Regions from separate parts of the Homo sapiens genome. Here regions 1 and 2 are each linked to region 3. A link is a loop called in an ENCODE intact Hi-C map of the cell type or tissue named here. Cell type or tissue: chondrocyte. All regions are shown on one strand.

The links. Peaks named below come from ENCODE experiments on the same cell type or tissue, not always from the same donor. Only the 100,000 strongest peaks of a DNase experiment are listed, where the experiment ranks them.
Region 1: a loop joins it to region 3, with 2.7 times the contacts of the local background. A loop is called at or near these places in 3 of 110 quality-filtered maps.
Region 2: a loop joins it to region 3, with 6 times the contacts of the local background. A loop is called at or near these places in 60 of 110 quality-filtered maps.

The regions. Positions count from the first base shown.
Region 1 is chr1:103,255,128-103,260,127 of GRCh38, forward strand. No RefSeq gene overlaps it. Among named protein-coding and RNA genes, the nearest start is that of COL11A1, 150 kb to the left of the region's middle. In chondrocyte, no CTCF peak of the experiment used is centred here; no DNase peak of the experiment used is centred here.
Region 2 is chr1:103,513,240-103,518,239 of GRCh38, forward strand. All of the region lies in intron 1 of RNPC3-DT (RNPC3 divergent transcript), which reads right to left. Among named protein-coding and RNA genes, the nearest start is that of RNPC3-DT, 9.8 kb to the right of the region's middle. In chondrocyte, a CTCF peak has its summit at 1,879; no DNase peak of the experiment used is centred here.
Region 3 is chr1:103,103,647-103,108,646 of GRCh38, forward strand. It overlaps COL11A1 (collagen type XI alpha 1 chain), which reads right to left and starts at 4,876. Exons shown (of 67, transcript NM_001854.4): 1 at 4,427-4,876. The coding sequence starts at 4,532. In chondrocyte, CTCF peaks have their summits at 2,870 (motif pointing right), 3,098 and 4,402; a DNase peak (open chromatin) is centred at 3,485.

The sequences.
Region 1 (5,000 bases), 150 kb after region 3:
CCATTATATTCACAATCATGCTAATCTCTCCCTCTACCTGTCCCACCCTATTATATTTAATGCTAATAACAGTTGTATGTCCTTCCTTATCCACAAAAATATGCAAACAAATATACTTGTACCTAGAGGATTCTGATACTGTTCCCAGATATAAAAAATATGTTACACATATATATGCAACTTGTATTTCTCACTTAGCAATACATCATGGACATTGCTCTGGGATATGTTTCTGCTTTTAAAATAAAAAAATACATAAAATATCCATATCCTGTTTTCTGTAAGAATTATATGCAGTCCTGGCTTTTAAATAGTTAAATCTGAAGATTCTCCCCAGATGTGGCACTTTTTTATTACATGCAACGCCAGCTAACTTCATATGGGAAAGTCCAAATTAAATCTCTATTTCGGATATTCTGAAAACAATGTCCCTTCCATCTTGCAAATATTCTATTGAAAATAATAAGTTTCCATAAACCAGATGAGCTAATTCTTGGTGGTGCTTCCTCAAACTCTTAAGCTCTTCCAAACCACCCTTTCCTAATTTCAAGAAAGAAAATTCCTTTAGTTTATATTCTTATAAATGGCAGGGCCTGAATTTTCTTTGTATTAGCTTTAGCTCCCTGTAAAGTGACAGAAAGATAGAGAATTTTATGAAGAAATCTTACTGGGGAACTGTATTAGAATATATACATATAAATAGGTCTTGAGGGAGAGACTAGGAGATGTTCCATAGTGTCTACTACTTGACCAATTATAGAATAATAAATCACAAATTAAGGTTTATTTTGCTCTTGAGCCAATCATGTTAGACTGCTGAAAAGAAGCTTCTGTTTAGTCTTTGGACAAAAATATAAATGAGTGGGCACATGCATGTGTGTAAACATGTGTTATAATGCATCTACTGAAATGTCCTTCTTAAAACAGATAGGTAGGTCATCCAAGCCAGTCCAGATTTAGAGATCATTTAGTATCATTAGAAATGAAACTGCCAAAGTATGAGTAATGGTAATGGAACATCACTGCTGAATTGGAATAAATAAAATTCACACAATTATAAATCCTTTATTTTATGAGGCATTTTTACTTTGAGATTCTTCATGAATCTGAAAAACAAGAGGAATAGTTTCCAGTTGAGAAAAGATTTGACCACATTTCTTTCCTTACTAGAGCTAAGAATCTGTGTTAGCCGTGCTCTTACGGTTTGAAGGAACAATGAAGCACTTCAGGTAACTCAAATAATGGAAGTTATAGTACAGGGATATATGTAGAAATATGACAAACAAATATTTCAGCCATGGGTAGAGGCTTCACAGAACCCAAGAAAAGCTCAACAACTAGGCCTGTTGAGAAAAGTAATTACAGTATAGTAATGATATACGATATATGGTAAATATAGTGTAATTAGTCCTACCACAAAAAGAAAAAAAGAAAGAAAGAAAGAAAAGAAAAATCATTCAGGTTGAAGGTCAAGATTCATTACAGTTTTTGCACAACCTCTTGAAATTCCTTCAAGCACAGGAGTTGGCTTTATATCTAACATAGTATCACATGTTGGTGACTCAGCTTCTCTCTCCTTCTTTCTGATTTTTTTAAAATCTGTGCTTTGACTCTGTTCTTATGACCAATTTGATGACTTTCCCCTATCTCACTCTAAGCTCCATTTTGCATTCTAAAGATTGGTTGGGTGATCACCATTATTTTTCTTTGAACACACAGTCTTGGAATCATGCAGCCTCATGTATTAGTGAACAGATTAGATTCTACTGTACGGGTGGCCATATCTGCTCCAAATTGCTAGGGTCAGAATTATAATAGCATAATTCAGACATGGTCACATATGTCAACAGAACTACCTAAAGATATTTTATCATCAGGGGCATATGGTGAGAGCAATTTTAGTTAAGGGGGACAAGAAGTAATAGATGCCTAGTGTCATGTGTATAGGGAAATGCGTAATTACATTTTTATATTTGAAAATGAGATTCTCATGTATAAGCTACTACTTAAAGGCATGGATGTGTTAACACACACACGGGAACACATGCCCACATGCATGCTGCAATACATCTGAATAGGCTTTACAATTCATTTACCATCTTCAATTGTTTTGATTTCAAGATGAGAAGCCTATAGGGAATGAATAACAAGTATTAGAGGAAAATAATCAGAGTATTATTGAATGAAGTTAGTAGCAAATTTTAACTAGAAGAAAGCAGTTATTAGCAGTGACATAATAGATACGTTGCCAAGATAAATAATTCTAGTTTGGACTTAAGAAAAAATTAGTTCTAAGCACCCATCTTAATAGAGACAAACAATATGTAGACCAGTTCTTATTATAGGCAAATTTTTAAAGTTTAGAAAATAATTATCTACACATTTGTTAATTATGCGATCTTTAGGAAGCTTATAAAACAAACTTTTAATGGCAGATTTTTATGTTTAATCGATACAATCTCAGCAAATAATAAAATGTTTATATTGATGTGTATCTACAGTTCACGGAGCTCTTTCATTTGTCTTTCATGAAAACACTGAGATAAAGTCAGGGCAGAGCATGCACAGAGACTTTGTAGTTTCATCTTTAAGTCCACTATTCTTGAAACTAAGAAAGTGCTCAATAAATGTTTGGTAAATTGATGATAATAAAGAGGCCTGGAAGGAGAAAGAATTTAGTAAAGTCATATGAGTGGTAAAACCAGAAATGAAGCTTCTGTTTTCAAACATATGCTTTCTACCTTATTACTTTTCCCTATTCTAAATGCTCATAATAATCCCTAATTATAATTCATAATGGATTTTATAGTAAAATGTTAGAGCAGAGTTTAAGCAAATTAGATATTATAGTATTAAAAAAGATGTTTTACATGAATCAGTTTATGAATATGATATTTAAATGTACCTAAATGTAGTTCAATTGAAACTCCCTATTAGTAGTAAATTATCAAGTGGGATTAAAATGACAGATACAGACACTAGCTGCATTTTTTAATATGGCCATAATCGCATTCTATTTTACATGAGCCTCCAATTCAGATGGTAGCTCTGCAGTGGAAAAACTGATTTCATTATAGGAAGGCCTCAGGGTAAAAAAGCAGTGTATATTCAAAAACTGATGTCTTTTTAAGTAAAAGAAACATTAAAAACACCATCATATTAAACAATGTTTCTAAAGGTAAATAATGCATTTGAAGGAACAGTTTATGTTTTTTACTCTCGGATTTGTATTATTTTAAAAAAAGAGGATTACATATTATTGTTTCATAGTTAAAAACTGTAAAGAACTCATGAAAAGTCCATAGGTGGTTTAAATACAAATCCCTTGTCAGTGTTTCTTAAAGTGTGGCCCGGGTATTTCCACCAGAATCACAGCAATATCTTGCTAATATGAATATTCCTGGGCCCCACCACAACCCTATTCGTTTAGAATGTCTGGGAATGGGGTGGAGAAATCTGAATTATAGACAAATTATCCAGAGGATCCTTATATATGCCAAATTTAAGCCTGGTTGATTTTTCAGACACCTGTTTTACCTTCTCCAAATGTGAGATTGAAGATATTTCCTCTGCTAGAGCCAACCTCTTAGGGGACAAAATCAATGAGGCTAGAGAAAATCTTATAACATCACCTGTACACAAGTACTTATATGCCACCACAAAAATCATTGACCAATGTGTTTTACATATACAACAGTGCATCCCTACTTCTCTCAACTGGAAATTTCTTAGCAGTTAATAAGCTATTTTTGGAGAAACAAATTTTAGAAGAGTCAACTTCTTTTTATTTTTAAAATATCTAAAACAAATTGAAATATATTGGACATTTTTGAAAAGTGGCTGTCTCACGAAATTATTCATTACTTCTAAGTCTATATCAGAAGAAGTAAACACATAAGTATTATTGACTATAAAACAAAAAAGGTAAATCACACTTACATATATTATAAAATAACTTTCAATGTAATGATAAAGATGTGCAGAAAGCAATTTAGAAAATAGTATATAATTTTCTGAATTGTGTAAATATAAAGTAGATGATGGATTTTCAAAAATGTTATTGTTATGTGATATAGTGATGAGGGAATATAACTTTAAGCATTATATCTGTATTTTATTTACCAAATTCTCCACAATAAGCATGTAATGCCTTTGAGATAAAATGTTATTTTTATAAGTTATTTTGTATGCAATAGTAATAAAAGTCCAATTCCCTAATTAATTTTGCATTATAGATCCACTCAGTCATTATTTTTTAAAAATGTACTGAGCCCCAGTTTTTATGATTAGTTCTTGAATGGAGCAGTGAATAAGATAGCCATAGCTTACAGTCTAGTGGGAGAATATGGCAATTGAAAAAGCAACTAAGATTGTCTCTGATAGGTGACATAAGAGAAGATGTCCAGGAACATAAAAACACTGAACCTAGACAGAAAGAATTAAGGAATGCCTAATTCCCAATTGTGTGTGTCTGTGTTATTTAAGAGGGATTGAATGTGTATGAATAAGTAGGAGGGGGCAGGATATAAAAGCCAGTAATGTAATCAAGGCCTAGATAATGAAGAATCTTTCAAACCATGCTGATATACTTGAATTCTTTCTAAGTACAACAAGAATCAATTAAAAAGTATTAATTCTTAAAAAAAAATGGCAAGACCAGATTTGTATTTTTAAAAAGGAGTGCAACTCTGATATAAAAATTAACTGGAGAAGGCAAGACAAGAGTTAATGAGACTAGGGTTAGGAAACTGTTGTACTGTAGTATTCAGGTGAAAGGCCATCGTAGCTGAGACTAGCATCCCAGCAAAGAAAATTATGAATAAGAGTGGCACGATTTGCTAATTATTTCCATTTGAGAATAAAGGAAAGTGAATAGTTAGAATTATGTCTTTATTTCTGACTTTGGAAACTGAATAGATGCTAATGTTATTTAGAGAGGTGGACAACAAAGGAAAAAGAGTCATTTGGTCAGTAGAGGAGTGAGGGGAAGGTGAAAAGTT
Region 2 (5,000 bases), 410 kb after region 3:
CCAGCCTGGGCAACAGAGCAAGATTCTGTCAAAAAAAAAAAAAAAAAAAAAAAAAAAAACTCAGCCTAAAACCTCCTTAAGCTGATAAGCAACTTCAGCAAAGTCTCAGGATACAAAATCAATGTGAAAAAATCACAAGCATTCCTATACAACAATAATAGACAAGCAGAGGGCCAAATCATGAGTGAACACCCATTCCTAATTACTACAAAGAGAATACAATACCTGGGAATACAACTTACAAGGGACATGAAGGACCTGTTCAAGGAGAAATACAAACCACTGCTCAAGGAAATAAGAGAGGACACAAACAAATGGAAAATAATTCCATGTTCCTGGATAGGAAGAGTCAATATAGTGAAAATGGCCATACTGCCCAAAGTAATTTATAGATTCAATGCTATTCCCATCAAGCTACCATTGACTTTCTTCACAGAATTAGAAAAAAAACCACTTAAATTTCATATGGAACCAAAAAAAGGGCCCGCACAGCCAAGATAGTCATTTTTCATAATAAGAAGACATACTAAAGTATGAATGTTTGTATTCTGCCCAAAATTCTTATGTTGAAATCTTACCTCCCAAGGTGATAGATAATATTGGGAGATGTGGCCTTTGGTGTGGTGATTAAGTCATGAGTGGATTAATGGTCTTATGAAAGAGGCCCTAGAGAGCTGCCTTGACCCTCCTACCATGTGATGACATAGTGAGAAGGCATCATCTTTGAATCAGGAAATGGTGGAACTCAGCAGACACTGAGTCTGCTTGTGCCTCAATCTTGGACTTCTAAGGCTCCAGAACTGTGAGAAATAAATTTCTGTTGTTTATTAGCTACTAGTTCATGGTATTTTGTTATACCAGTCCAAATGGACTAAGACAAGAGGAAAAGAGGGAAAAAGTATTTTAGCAGTTGTAAGAAAAGTAACCACATTTCTTTCTTTTAACCTATAATATGACGCATCAAGGCACAGAAAAAAAGGATATCAAAAAATAGTTAATTTTTAGGTCTATTTTATTCAGTAGCTAACTTCCTAAAAGAAAATAATGATTCTTTCTAAATATTGCTGTACTAAAAACAATCAGCACCATATTAAAGGTACTATTATTTATATTTGTTTACATGCCCACAATTTTAATGTATTTTGGTAAATTTAACTTGCCAAAGCATATATATACATTTAACCAATTCTAAGAAATTTATATTTATGAAGATAATTGTAATAATTCAATAAGATGATCATTTACAGATTGATTATCTAATTTGTAGGTTCCTTAACACTCTTTTTTGTTCCTTTACACCAGGAGCCTTTTGATAATTTTGCTAAACATAGGTGAAGCTGGACAGGTACAATAGCATTGAGCCTAACAGTTTCTTTTTCCAAGATGGTACATTGAGAGTTTAAAATAATCAAAAGGGACATATACTTCACATTGATATAGGGTGGCTAGTAATCAGAAAAAAAGACAAAGTTCTTGCTCAAAAAGGGTAGCTTATGTCTTAGACAAAATCAAAACATATTTGGAACCAGCAGGTAAAAGGTATGATTTTGAAAGACTTGGGAAACATCTGTTGATAAAGAATACATTAAGAGACCTTTTTAAACATTGCTTTTTAAATAGAAACGTGTGAATATACTAACAAAGGGTCAATGGCATGACAGTAATGCTAAAATGCATCACTATACAAAAGAGCTCCCCAGGAAGGTAGAGTACCTAATGAAATGAAAAAAAGAATAAAATATGGAAAATTATTATTGATAAGTAAATGTTTATCATCCTACCAGTCTACAAAAACACATACATGACATTTTCCCCTATTTAGGGCTACTCTTCAGTTTCTGGTCTTAAAACATTTTGCCTTGGCTGGGACAAACTTGCCATCTAGTGACAATGACTGGTAATTACAGAATATGAAAATAGGCCCAGTGCACTCAAACATACATGCATGCATGATCTCAAAACTGAAACCAGCTTTTTATAAAAAAGTTCAAAGAATATTTATAGAGTACACATTACAAACTGTGGCTTGAAGATAAAGTGATGGATAAAAATTAATATGGCTCCCAAAAGTTGAACGAAGAAGACAGATATTATTCAAATAATCACCAATTAAATGTTAAAATAACAAATATAACAACTTCTACAGCACTCTGTGCCACATTAATTAATGTAATACTCATAAGCCTATGAGATATACATATCATTATCTCTATTATATATTTGAACATTGAAAAAGACAGATTAAGTAACTTCTCCTAGGTCACATAACAGAGCAGGTATATAAATCTCAGATATTTTGCCTCTCAAGTCTATGATTTAGCCACTTCTGAATATAAAACTAAAAGTGTAATAGTGTGGCAAACACAAGCAAGGTAAATACATGATTGGAAAACTTTCATTCATTCATTTATTCATCTGTTTATTCACTCATTCAACAACTACTTATTGCATACCTATAACGTGCCAGGTACTACTTTTGGCAGGTGAACAAAGTAGCAAACATGACAAAAACTCTTACCTCATAGAGCTTCTAACAAACAAATGCACGTGCACACACACACACACATTAGTATATATTTTGGGGCTGTTATTTTACAAGAAATTAATAAGGCAAGGTTAAGTTATTAGTGTTGGTTAGGTGAGGAGAAATGCTATTTCCAGAGATGGCATGAAAGTCCTCTCTGAGGAAAGCACATCTGAATAAAAACTGAGTAAACATGAGGGATATGAGCATCTGGAAGAGGAATGTTAGAGAGATAAAGGACATTTGAAAAGATTCGGTTTTTTATTTTATACCCCCACTCCCACTGCTGCAAGAATGACTAATGGGGGGTGCTCATGAAGCAGAGAAGTAGGACATAAGATGATAGAAGTACCAAGAAGGGCTTTATATGACAAGAGAAAGACTGTAGGTCTTATTCCAACTGTGATGGGAAGCCAATAAAAGGTTGCAAACAGGAAAGTAATCTGATGTAATTTATGTTTTTAAAAATCACATGAGTTAGTGTGAGGAAAATACACTGTAGAGTGCCTAGAATAGAAGCGAGGAAACTAATCAAGAGGCTATTGGAACATTCCAGGTAAGAGAAAATGATGAAGACATATGATGAAATCTAAAAGTCAACCAAATCACATTTTCCAATAATTATAATAAAAGGGAAATTGTATGTGTCATAACAAGCCAAAGAGTTTTCTGAAAATCAAATGAAAGGTCACATTTAGATGAGAATCAAGAAAATCATTAGGGGTGTGGCCTATGCAGCATATTTGAGTATAGAAAGACAAAAATATGTGGGTGTCTTTAAGAAAGTATAGTTTAGCTTCCATGTAGCATAAGGTGAATGTAAGGGTGAAACATAAAGAGTCAACTAAATGGAGGGACTTAAAGGATTCCGGAGATAAAAATTAGGCTCTGCTTTATTTTATTTCTTTTCTCTACTTTCTTAAGCAGCTTTCAGCCCTATAACAACTCAGTTACATACTGGTTTTCATCTACTGTGATATATGTCTTTTTAATACCTTTGAGAGTGTTGGGCACAGAAAATGTTATTCAGGCATGACTAATAAATTGCTCAAAGACCACCAGACTATGACACATCTATGGTCTGACAAAGGTAAGTTTATCATTTTGCAGCAGTAAAAAAAGACTACACAATTGATGGGGCATTTTGCCAAAACAGATGAAGGAAGAGCCAGCATTCTGATTCATTTAAGAGTAAGGTGGGGTTTAAATAAAATTTAAATGAACAGTTCTTTGATAGGCTGAAAGAATAGCCTGGCTGTATTAGCATAAAGCCTGGACTAAGAAGTGGGTATAGGGTTCTGTTTCCTTGAAATCTACAAAGTTAAGATGACTGTGGAATCTTGTATCTGAAAAACATTATCTGAAGCTTTGCACCTGGGTGGAAAATTGAGGCTGCTTCTCTGTGTCAAAGTACCCACATAGCTTAGCTCTTCAGGCAATAGTGGGGTGTTCCTGTCTCACTAACATAATTTCAAAAAGCAAAATTTCTGACAGTTTGTAATTTTTACAGAACAAAGTTTTTCAATGCTGTCACTGGAGTTAATTGACAAAAGAAATCATTTCATACTTTTACACCACTATAGCTTTTAGTATATTTTATTAAAGTTTAATTTTAATACCTTGGTTTTGATATGAGTCAGGAGCATCCCTCTCTTGTGACTGAATAAGGGGGAGATCAGAGGTACTTAGAGAGTTAAGTGAGGGAAAAATTGTCATTTTGTTCAGGCCACTTGTAAGTTAGTCCTAAGAAGTTTGAGATTTCCTGGAAAATAATTGACATCTAGACCAGCAAATCACTGTAGGTGGTAGCTGGACTCTATGTGTATAGGGCCATACCCAAGAGGTTTATCTGTTGGGGTGAATGACTCAGAGGGGTTAGAGGCAGGAACTGAAGAAGAATCGTAAGAGGTCAACCAGCAAGTATATTACTGATATCATGAGACTATATGGCATAAATGCTGCAGGGCCCTCAAAAGGACAACTAAGGTGACCCATATATTTGGTTGCCTGCCTTGATAGGACATCAACAGCAAAGAGAGAACTACTTTTCCCAGTGGATTCTAAAGCAGAAAGAAAAAGAGATGAAGAAAATGAAAGAAAAGACTACGTCACCTTCCCCACCATAGGTTCCCTGAGCTTAGAGAAGGGTGTATATTTAGAAGTGAGATTAGTATTAAAAACTGAACTGAAAGTGAATCTTAATTATAAATAATAGATTGTTTTTAAAATCAAAATAAATAGGAATGCTAAGGGTGACTGCAGAGAAGGGAGATCCAATAAAGCATGTTGAAATTGTAAAATAGTTTGTTTTGTTTTCTGATTTTCTTTTGGTAGCCCCATTAGGTCCAGCTAATTCAACCTTTCAGCATCTGTATGTAGATGCTTTTATTTCTATAAGATAGATTTGAAAAGCAGAATTACTGGATCAAAAAGTATGGTAACATTTATCCAAATAAATATGAAGATTTACTTTTCT
Region 3 (5,000 bases):
CAGACTTCTGGAAATAAATATAGCGATAATATATCGAATTCTTTCTCTTTTACTTCCTTGTAATTTCACATATGGTAATTAAATTTGTAATAGTTGTTGATTGCACAACAGATATCATGGTAGTCCATTGAGAGTGAGTACTTCCCATAAATTAAATGTCAATTTTTTCCTGAGCTAAAAGGTACTTACATTAGTTTCAGGTGTTTTGACAATCCAAAATAAAACTTTAATTAGAACTTGCACTACTAAGTTCTCTCCTCTCATTCCATTGTCTCAGACTTCTATTATTTAAAATTCTTTTGATCACCATTACAGATCTTCACTCTACTCAGAAAAACCTTGAATATTACAAGAATATTTTTTATGAGGAAGAGTATTCAGCTGACAACTTTTTGTGTCTTAGTTTCCTCATTTATTGAGAAGGTAAGATTGATTAGCAATTTCTATAATTTCTAGTGCTAGCATTCTCTTTTAAAAATCTTATATAAACACCTTTTTTTAACCTTTTAAAAATTCAGCTTGTATTACACAGAGACTCTCAACCAAACTTGATTTAAATCCTTGTTATCATGAAATAGCCAGCATCTCACTAAATTAATCAGAGTGAAGAGAATTTATCCTAGGAAAAAGCAAATTTTTAGAAAAGAAAGGTGACTCTTTATACAATTTTCTTAGCTAGAAAGCCAACCCATAAATTTGAAAAGAGATGTTTGCTTTGCTGTATTTTAAGGATAACTTAACATGAACAACCATGTGGTTCTATTTTAGTCACAAATTGAAGAAAATAAAAAACCGAAAAAATATTAATTTTTTACCAATTATGTTATGCAAATACATTTCTCACTTTGCTACTGCATAACTTTGTTTAAAACTATACAAATACCTTTTAGAGAATAACTTCTATAAAGTATCCCCTCAGTTAAGTATTAATTATGAAGCAAATTGTCACTTTAAGATATTAAGAAACTTAATTTCAAAACTAATGGACAACTAGGTAAAAGAATCTGTGCCACCTAAACTGAAGCTATGTGTGTAAAGCATGCAGAAAGGTGTTTCTCTTTAGTCTATATTCTTTCTCTATTATAGTCCTGATCAATTTTGAATTTAAAAAACAAATGGAAAGACATAATATTAATGAGTTTAGCAAACACTGCATTTCTTATCAGAAGCATATCTGAGTTTCTGATTTCTGATTAAGGAACCAAATGGACAAATTCGATCTCTTTGCACTGTTGGACTAGCACATACTCTGGAAGCCAGGACCATTTCACCTGCTGATCCTGGGCACTCAAAACTACACTTCTTCAGGGCTCACTATCGATTCCTGACAAGCTTCCAAAGTTCCCAGTTTGATCAGCCTTTTACAAGATACAGTATTGGCTTAACTGCCAAAGGTTAAATGTAATTTTAATTAGTAAAAAGTGATTCAATTAGATTTTTTTTTTTTAGTGCTTCATTATAGCTAAGTCTAACTCTTACTTAAAACCCTTACATAAACTCATCTATCTTAAGATAATCATAGTGTGGTCACTATGAATTCCAGGTAAACCCCACCTCCTGTGAATAGTAAGTAATGGACTAACTGCCAAAGAATATCAATAAATCGCTGAGATACATCATTTACTTTAAAAATAAACATATATATGAAACATAAAATTGAAGTTAATGTAAATAAATATTTATAAAAATCACACTTAACCTTGTTATTCTAAATCACAGCAAGGATTGATTTTTAATGAGTATAATAAATATTTCCAAGTTATAGTTTGATTTTTCAAAGTAAAATAATATGACTAGGTATGAAGTCATAAATTTTCTTTAATCCATTCACTTCCAAGAAATTTCTCTATATTATTTTCTTTAGAGTCTAACTTTGTTTTGAACTCAGATGTTTTAAGGTTTTAATGTTTTAATTTTATATAAAAGTAGTATCTGTTTTAAATTATCTTTGTGCTTAATATCCAAATCTTATCACTGTACCTCAATGAAATCAATGTCATAGTATGATGCTGGGATATAATATCTTTATTTAGAAATTGGTATAAAATCTTACTTCAACCACAAATCTAAAGGTTATTATCAGAAGTGGACACTGGGTTTATTTTTCCCTTGTGTGGTGATTCAGGATTTGTAGCCAATGTTTTCTTTTTAAGCATTAATATACTATTATTCCCTTTTTGAAGTTAATTAAGGGATAAGAATGCCTACAAAAGTGGATTTATGTTAATATGTGGCCTCCCAGGAAAAATGAGCACTAAACAGCTTGATAAAACACATAACAAAATCTTAAAATATAAATATCTAAACTACCACTTAACTTTCAGGGCATTTCATGAAGAAGAAACCCAACAAAATCTAATCCTTATACTTTGCTATTTCTATCATTACTTGGCTTCATAAAAATAGGGAAAGTTGTTTTCCCACCATTTATTTGATGTGGTACTGGGATGCTGTTTAAAAGTGTTTCAGGTATGTTGCTAGACTGAAAATAGAAAATTTATGCATGAAAAGTACAGAAATTTGATATTAAAAAATATTCACATATCGCCACAGAAAGGCTCAATGTGGAAAATAAAAATAAATAGCTTCAGTAAAATAATCCCTGAATCCATGCAAAAGTGTCTCTCGGAGCTTGTATTTCATCCATCACCGAAGAAATTCTCAGTTCCTATAATTTTCAATAAATAGCTGCCATTACAATATTCTCATTTACATGCGTGTGTGACATGCTGAAAAAGAAATGGCATATCCATTTTTCCTTAATCAAAGGTCCTTTTCCAGTACCACTGTAGTTAAGAGGGACTTACAGAGGCCTCATGTCCCACGGTAGACGCAGGAATTCTAAATAATAAACAAAACCAGCAGAGGGCAGAACTGCTGACAGAATTGACCAATCCAACCGGTGACCAGGTACCAAAAGTAAAATACAAACTTTTTGATGGATTTCACTTTCAAAGACACTCTTATCTATCCTTGAAAATGTGGAAATGAATGAATCAACATAATTAATCAACATAATAACTCCTTTCAAAATTCAAATATAGTCCTAATAGGACTTTCACTGTATTTAGCAGGAAAAGTCACCCAAGGGAATAATCTAGCGCTGCCTGCTACTCGGGAAGCTGAAAGCCACTAAGCGTGTGGAAGGAATAACCTGGTCTCAGAGATCGGCCTCCGGGAGGGCTGACTCTCATTAGGGAGAGCTCAGATCTTGGCATCTAGACCCAGGGCCACACTCAAGTTTCTGCTAAAGCCTACGCATTTGGGCTTGACCATTTTTATCTCCCTTGACCCAACCTCGTCAGTCACCCTCCTTCCTATCCCCCAGCTTCTTTCTGCACTCCTCACAAAGCTTGCTTTCTACTCTAAGCTGTCTGGGCTCCCTGACCTCCAAAGGCTTTCGCCTGCCAGTCGATTCTAAGGCACCTAACGGACCGCTCCAGCCAGATGCCTTTTCGGGAAAGGGCGGGGGAAAGAGGGAGGGAGAAGGCGGAGGGGAGGAGTGAAGTCGCTCTCCCTCCGTGGGTACTGACAGGGTTGCAGACTTCCGAGCAGGTCTGGCCATTGAATATTTGGTGGTGCCACGTAGGAACTGTTCCTTACCTCTCTCCTCCCACCCTACCCACACCCCCTCCCCTTCCCTCCCAATCCCTAGTCCTCCGCCCCCACCCCATTTGCTTGGCGACTTTCATCATTCTCCAAGAGAACTGCACGTCCAACCTGCAAGAAGAAGCGGAGGGGTGGGGTGGGGGGAGTCACTGAAATTCAGGGGAAAGTGTTCTCCCTATCTTGAACCTATTCCTAATAATCTGCCAATTTTTGTCCACTTAAAATAGATTGACCCTCCCCCGCCCCCCAAACACACAGAGTGTTCCTAATCTTCTAGATTCACCCCCCTGGTTTCTCTTATATCCCCAAAACTAAAACAGCCTGCTTCTCACTTGGTTGCAGACAAAGAACTTTATCAAGGTTCATTTTATACCCTTTATATTTTCTCCTCAGCTCACCCTTAAAAAGATATTCCCATTAGTTAGAATCTGAAGAAACCAGATGTGTTCCAAGGGCAGTCTAAAGACTGTGCCTCAAACAAAAGCTTTGTATAACTGCCCTTGTGTTCAAGGTAATATTTTTCCTCTTTTCAAAGAGGCTGGAAAGTGGTGAAGGGCATTTTCAGCAGGCTCTCCTCCTGACAGATCTTTTTTTCCTGCTACCTACCTCGTCTCCCTTTATTGTCCCGCCTACATTCATCTCTTTCTCCAGTTTCCAATTCCAACCTGGTAGCAGCTACAATCTGGATTGTATTTAAGGGAATTGCTTTTTTTTTTTTTTCTTGAAGAGCGGGGAGGAAGGGTAAAGTGGGGGGAGGGGCGCAGAAGCAGTAGGACCGACGGCAATCTCCCACCTCCCCAAATCCATTTTTTCTTACCTCCTCTGACCTCTCTAGCTTGGAAGAGGAAGGTCAATGCGAGGGTTGTTACGGTGAAATCCCAGAGCCACCGTTTCGTTTTCCACCTAGAGGACCACGGCTCCATCTCCGAGCCCCGCACTCACAACTGTGAACTCAACCCACGAAATTGCGACTGCAGACCAACTTCGTCCTTTCCAAGGTATCGCCAGGGATGTTTGCTACACAGCCATTGGGGAGGGAGAGGGGGAAAAAGTCAAAGGGCTTTTTCTTCTAAATTTGATGGTTTGCGTTCTTCGTGTCTCTAGCCCTTTCCTCTCCCTCTGAGTTGGCCCCACCGGCCGGGACCCTCCGGCCGCGACCCTCTGATCCTTCCTCTGCCGGGCCCTGCCTTCAGAATGAAGGCAGATGAGGGGCTTCCACCAACAAGCTGAGAGTACTGTGTGCCCCTAAAGGCTTCATGCCGTCAGTGGGCTGGACGAGTGGCTCCGGGCAGCCCCCTCCTCCGCCCACTCCCCTCCCTGCTCCCAGCTCCCCCTCCCAGGGCGAAACTGACAAGCAGGCTGAGGGTCAGACCCAATCACACGACTCTGGG